Regions from separate parts of the Homo sapiens genome. Here region 2 is linked to region 1. The links are chromatin contacts, found by Hi-C in ENCODE. All regions are on one chromosome and are shown on one strand. The core of a region is the stretch at or near the end of the contact, and the rest is flanking DNA. Distances in the headings are between cores, read along the strand shown. Region 1 holds the start of USO1 (USO1 vesicle transport factor). Region 2 overlaps SEPTIN11 (septin 11).

What was found. A loop is a pair of places that touch in the nucleus more often than their neighbours do. Pooled maps may share reads with other maps.
Region 2: a map of CD4-positive, alpha-beta T cell shows a loop between it and region 1 (9-fold over the local background). The contact joins the enhancer-like site here to the promoter of USO1 in region 1. A Hi-C loop is called at or near these places in 1 of 168 maps with a recorded cell type or tissue (CD4-positive, alpha-beta T cell), 1 of 37 single-sample maps with no recorded cell type and 6 of 50 pooled maps.

What each region holds. Positions count from the first base shown.
Region 1 is chr4:75,723,160-75,726,263 of GRCh38, reverse strand. It overlaps USO1 (USO1 vesicle transport factor), which reads right to left and starts at 1,687. Exons shown (of 24, transcript NM_003715.4): 1 at 1,379-1,687. The coding sequence starts at 1,444. It also overlaps a transcript of G3BP2 not described here. RefSeq lists silencers at 1,219-1,396, 1,731-1,900 and enhancers at 1,481-1,560, 657-1,576, 1,577-2,497.
Region 2 is chr4:76,988,291-76,991,394 of GRCh38, reverse strand. All of the region lies in intron 1 of SEPTIN11 (septin 11), which reads right to left. Among named protein-coding and RNA genes, the nearest start is that of SEPTIN11, 40 kb to the right of the region's middle. Within about 2 kb of position 1,479, at least 5 of the 41 ENCODE cell types and tissues checked have a DNase peak (open chromatin) inside an H3K27ac peak, as active enhancers do; they include CD4-positive, alpha-beta T cell, where a contact is called at or near this core.

The sequences.
Region 1 (3,104 bases), core at 438-2,937:
TGTTGCCCAGGCTAGAGTGCAATGGCACGATCTCTGCTCACCGTAACCTCCGCCTCCCGAGTTCAAGCGATTCTCCTGCCTCAGCCTTCCGAGTGGCTGGGATTACAGGCATGTGCCACCACGGCCGGCTAATTCTGTATTTTTAGTAGAGACGGGGTTTCTCCATGTTGGTCAGGCTGGTCTCGAACTCCCGACCTCAGGTGATCCGCCGGCCTCAGCCTCCCAAAGTGCTGGGATTAGAGGCGTGAGCCACCGCGTCCGGCCTACTTCACCCCTCTCAGTCTCATTTTTTGACTTTTAAGGTGAGAATACTCTCACCTATCTTGCAGGGTAGTTAACGATTAAAGCATAATGTGGAATATAAAGAGCTCAGCACAGAACCTAGCACAAGGTAAGAGCCTGACAAATGAAAGCTACTATATTATCCCTCAGGATCCCATTAACAAAGTTAGCCATTAAAGTGTTATACTTAGTCTCTTTTATGTAGATCTAAAATTCTTCTCAAATAAAAAGTTTATTTCAAAAAGGCATACACCCTCGATTCCATTAAACACTAACCAAACTTCAAAATAAGTGTATTCTAAACCTAGAATCTAAGCAACTATTAAATAATGTTTTCAGCGGCTAACCATTTTTTTTTTTTTTTAAATAACGCCGCAAATCATGTCATTAGGAGTTCAGGCAGAAAGCGGTGGACGTGTCCCCAAAGCAGTTTGAGCGCTTAAGATCCCTACTACGTTCAAGGTAGCATTTGCCAAATGATATATATTTGGGTGAGCCCGAAAAGCCGGATCTGAACAAATAACACCAGGCAGAACGACCGCTCTTCCAGTTGATGGGACAGGAGCAGGTGGATTTGTCCTTCAAAGAATATCGTTTTATTCTTAGCCAAATGCTCTCACCAACAGCTGGGTTTTAAACCTTCTCGCAGTTTTCCCCAACGCCCCAGTTTCAGACTGCGAGGGAGGGAGCAGGACTTCAGGCTCCTCTCGGCCAGTGCAGACGAGCGAAAGAGAAAGAGGGAGGGGCCCACGGCCCCGAGGGGCGTGGGAGGCAGTTCGGGCCAGCTCGGCCGCGCATCCGTCCCTTCCCGTGCGGTACCACCTGCGGACCACTCTCCTAGCCCGAGCTTCAGGGCCTACAGAGCTGCGGGGCGCGGCCGCCGTCAGTCCGGCCGAACGGCAGCAATGGGGACTGAGCTGGGGGCGTGATTGAATAACTCTGGGATTTCAGGAGCGGAAGGAGGGCAAAGGGGGAGGCGGCATGTGGATGCCCCCTCCATGGTGGGACGCTGGAGGTGACCTTCGGGTCTCCGAGTGCTCCGTCCCCGTCCCTGCCCGGACCCCTTCCCAAGTCCCAGACCCGCTGCTCCTCTCACCGTCTCGGCTTCTGTGTGCTGGGGTCCGGCACTCTGACCCCCCATTACCCCGCGGAGGAAATTCATCTTGCCGTTCAGCCACCAGGTTTACCGGCCCCTCCGGAAAAAAAAGAAGACAACTTCCCCCGCCCTCCGCAGGGCCTGGGCCCCAATCCCGCACTCTACACACTCCTACTGCTGCCACCACCGCCTCCAACTCGGCGGCCACTCCAGCCCTCTAAGCCCGGAAACAGCCGCCAGCAGCGGCCAAGATGCGCATGCGCGGGGACGTGGCATTACGTGGCGGCTCGAAGGTTGAAGGCAAAAGGGGAGCGGAGGCGAGAGGAACCTCTTAGCTAGGTTCCGCCGAAGCCCCACCCACTGCGCAGACCCCGCCTCCCACCGCAGGGGCACGCCTCCTACCCCCACCCTTCGCGGATTGATCCTGCTGGCCGCAGCCACCCACGTGGTGGAAGCCCGGCCCTGCAGGCTGGAGAGGATTTGATTAGACTACGCGTTTCGACTTGCAGGGTGTTTAATCGTCGCCAAGCGGGACTTACTGCAAGCTATCAAATCTGAGGTCTTATTTTGTTGAGTCGAAAGTGAAATTTTCCTTTGGCCAACGTGACAGGTAAGGCTTCCTGGCGCCTGAGAGGGTTCGCTTGGTTTGACGGTTTACTGGTACCAGCATTGTGGCTTTCTGATCCCGGTAAATTGCATTTCTTTACAGGGCTTTGTTTGGTGGTAAAAAGGGTTACTAGACACCCCTCATTCCACTGCCACTGGAGGGCGCATTTCTCAGCTCTTGCTCTTCAAACCTGCTGAAAGGAATTCCTAGATCTAAACACCAGGTACACCTCTATTTTCAAGTGTCGTCAGGAGGAAACCCATCAAACCCTACATTTAGCTTACTAGAGAAATACATTGTTCTGCTGTGTCAGTTTGGCGAGTAACATAATGTTTCGTTATTAACTCTCAACCCCTGTGTTTTCAGTTTTTTTTTTTTTAACATGAAAAATTGTCATTTTCTCTAATTGGTATGCCTGTTCCTTTGGCAGTGAGGTTGTCAGTACACATGCTTCTGGAATAGTCTTGTAAATTTCTTGAGGCTAAAAAGCACAGGTCTAGTTAGCTAACTGACTCATGCACCTCTCCCCTTGGATTCCCCACAGGTCTCAGATTCAGCATTTAAAATTGAACTCGTCATCTTTCCCTGCCTCCCTTAAAGAAAAAAAGTCAATATGCTGCTTCTACTGTGTGCGTGCCGTGCTCAGTAGTACCACTGTCCAAATAATTGCCTAAGCTAGACAGAGGAAGCTGGGAAGAATCTTAGACTCTGGCTTTCCACCCACACATGTCCAATCAATAGTCATGTCCTATCATTTCTATTTATAGAATATTTCTCAAATAGGTGTTCTGCTCTCCATCCTCTGTGCCTGTGACATAGATTATGTTCTTCTCATCATTTCTCATTGAGATGACAGCAACAGCCTCCTAATTAGTTTGTCTGCATTCAGCCCTGGCTTCCTTCCAGTCCAATCTCCAGTCCATCCTTGGGTGAGACTAACAACAACAAAACATCTGTTCATGTCATTCCTCTTAAAATCCTCCAGTTGTTCCCCATTCTGTCCAGAATAAAGTGCAAACTCCTTAGTTTGTCATACAGGCCTGTTATGATTTAGCTCCTGCCTACTTTTTCAGCTCCTGCCTCCCCCACATACTCTGGGCATTTTTCTCAGACCTGGAT
Region 2 (3,104 bases), core at 230-2,729, 1.3 Mb before region 1:
ACCAGAGAAGGGCAGCAAAAGGCTTAGAGTCAGACAGACATGGGTTTGAATCCCAGCTTTGCTTTCTACTTGCTTTAGTCTCTATTCTGCCCTCAGTAAAAACAGGAAGAGGTGCTAGGCTCTCTCATACATATCTCCTTGGCAGGGTTGTTGGGAGGAGATAAAGAGGTATGGATGAGAGTGCCTAGCACTTAACAGGTCTTCTGAAACTTGGACTTCCTTTACCTACAGTAGTTGGGAGGAAGAGGCAACTATCATTTAAAAATCTGAAATTAATCAGAAGTTCTATTACAGCTGCTAGGCATTCCAGGAGAAGCTGCTGACCAGCAGGGCTCTCGGACATATGAATAAGGTAAAATCACAATAAAAATAAAGTGAACAGAAAGAAATAAAAAACGAGAATGATGATTCTAGCCTGAAGAAAATCCATTCCTAAAGAGAAAACTCATTTACAAAGCTGGAGGAAAAGCCACAAAATCACATTCCTGTTTGCAGAATCAGCAGTTAGCAGAATCCACATCCTCCCCAGCTGGGAAGCATTCTGGATTCCCCATCACTTTTGCTTCTGCAGTCATGCACCACTTTGTGATGAGGAAACATTCTGAGAAACATGCCAGTAGGTGATTTTGTTCTTGTGTGAACATTCTAGAGCAGTGGTCCCCAACCGTTGTGGCACCAGGGACCAGTTTGTGGAAGACCATTTTTCCACGGACAGGGTTGGTTTGGGGATGAAACCGCTCTACCTCAGATCTTTAAGCATTAGATTCTCATAAGGAACGCACAACCTAGATCTCTCCCATGCACAGTTCACAACAGGGCTCAGGCTCCTATGATAATCTAATGCCTGAAGCTGATCTGAAGGAGGCAGAACTCAGGCGGTAATGCTGACTAGCCCATCACTCGCCTCCTGCTGGCCAGCCCAGTTCCGGACAGGCCACGGACTGGTCTCAGTTGGCAGCCTGGGGATTGGGGACTCCATCCTAGAGTGTACTTGTGAGACGTGAAGCCAGCTGGCCTTCCTGGGTCGAGTGGAGACTTGGAGAACTTTTCTTACAAGAGGATTGTAAAACACACCAATCAGCACTCTGTAGCTAGCAAGAGGATTATAAAATGCACCAATCAGTGCTCTGTAAAAACACACCAATCAGTACTCTGTAGCAAAAGGATTGTAAAATGCACCAATCAGCACTCTGTAAAACGCACCAATCAGGAGGAGTCTAAAAGTAGCCAATCGCGGGGAGGATTGAAAAAAGGGCACTCTGATACAACAGAAACAGAACATGGCAGGGACAAATAAGGGAATAAAAGCTGGCCACCCAAGCCAGCAGCGGCAACCCGCTCAGGTCCCCTTCCACGCTGTGGAAGCTTTGTTCTTTTGCTCTTCACAATAAATCTTGCCGCTGCGCACTCTTTGGGTCCGTGCCACCTTTAAGAGCTGCAACACTCACCATGAAGGTCTGCGGCTTCATTCTTGAAGTCAGCAAGACCACAAACCAACCGGCAGGAACAAACTCCAGATACACTTACACAAACCTAGATGGTATAGCCTACTAGACACTTAGGATATATGGGATAGCCTATTGCTCCTTGGCTATAAACCTGTACAGAATATTACTGTACTGAATGCTGTAGGCAACTGTAACACAATGGTAAATATTTGTATATCTAAACATAGAAATGGTACAGTAAAAGTGCAGTTTTATAATCTTACAGAACCACGGTTGTATATGCGGTCCATTGTTGACTGAGAGTTTGTAAAGCAGTACATGACTGTATTTTAATCCAGCCCTGGGTCTACTGAAATTAACAAGCTCGGTGTGCCCAGATGGATTTTATTCACCATACTTAAACTGAAGTGATATCCCTTTTCTTTACTTTTAAAAATGAAGTGTTTCGGTAGATGTGGTTAGATAGGCCGTAGCCTCTGATCCTTATCAGCAGGCGGAAGCAAGACAGCATGTTACCAAGGTGATATTTGAATTGTTTAATCCAAACAAATTAAAATTACGTTTCCATTCGAAAGCAATATTTAATTTTTACCTTTAAAATCAGGTATTACAATTTAAGTTTAGAAAGATTTTTCTCTTTAAAATTTATTTTTTTTTAAATTTAAGAGATAACATTTATGTATTCAGGTGGAGAGCTGGAGATTTTTATTAACAAGACATGGTGATTACATTTTTCTCAACGCCTCAGATTATGGATAAATAAAGTATACTGATCCAAGTCACTTAATCCTCGGGCTTATGTTTCCTCCTCTGTAAAGTGAGGAGATTTAATCAAATTACCTCTAAACAAAGTCTCTGGTTCTTTGTTTTTTCTAATTCTAAGGCTTCTTAATCTGGATGTTAGAGATGCATAAATCCAATTCCGTCATTTTGCTTAAGGAAAGCCAACACAGGGTGAAAAATTCCTGGAAGCATATTTGCTCTGGCCAGATCAAGATGGCTCAAGTTTTAATTGACCCATGAAAGGGAGTTTCTATCAGTTATGCTGGGAAACTCCAAACCAAATGGAAATCTGTGTGCATAACCTCTGTGTTTTCCACCTCAACTTTTAATTTCTGCTTAACTACAATACATATGAATTAGCTAAGAAAGTTATGTACCCACTGTTTACAAATGCCCTGCTTAAAAGCAATTTCTTTTTGTTTGGCTACATCTCCAGTCATCCACGAGATTTTTGAAAAGTGGATTTATATCCTCAAAACAAAACCTAGGGCTGGGCGCAATGGCTCATGCCTATAATCCCAGCTACTTGGGAGGCTGACGCAGGAGGATCTTGCTTAAGCTCAGGAGTTAGAGGCTGCAATGAGCCAGGATTGTGCCACTGTACTCCAGCCTGGGTGACAGAGTGATATACTTTATCTCCAAAATAAAAAAACAAACAAAAAACCTAGGAAATGACTTCTCTGTATAAGTTAGTTATCTGTTCTCAAAAAGAAAAGCAAATCTTTATTCATGCTTTCATTCATTCAGCAAATATTCATCGAGTACCAGTGTGGGTAGAACACTGTGTTAAATGCTAAGGATACCATGATGAAAAAACAAAGCCTCCCCAACTCATGGAGCGTACAGGGTAATGGGGCACACAGATGTCAATCA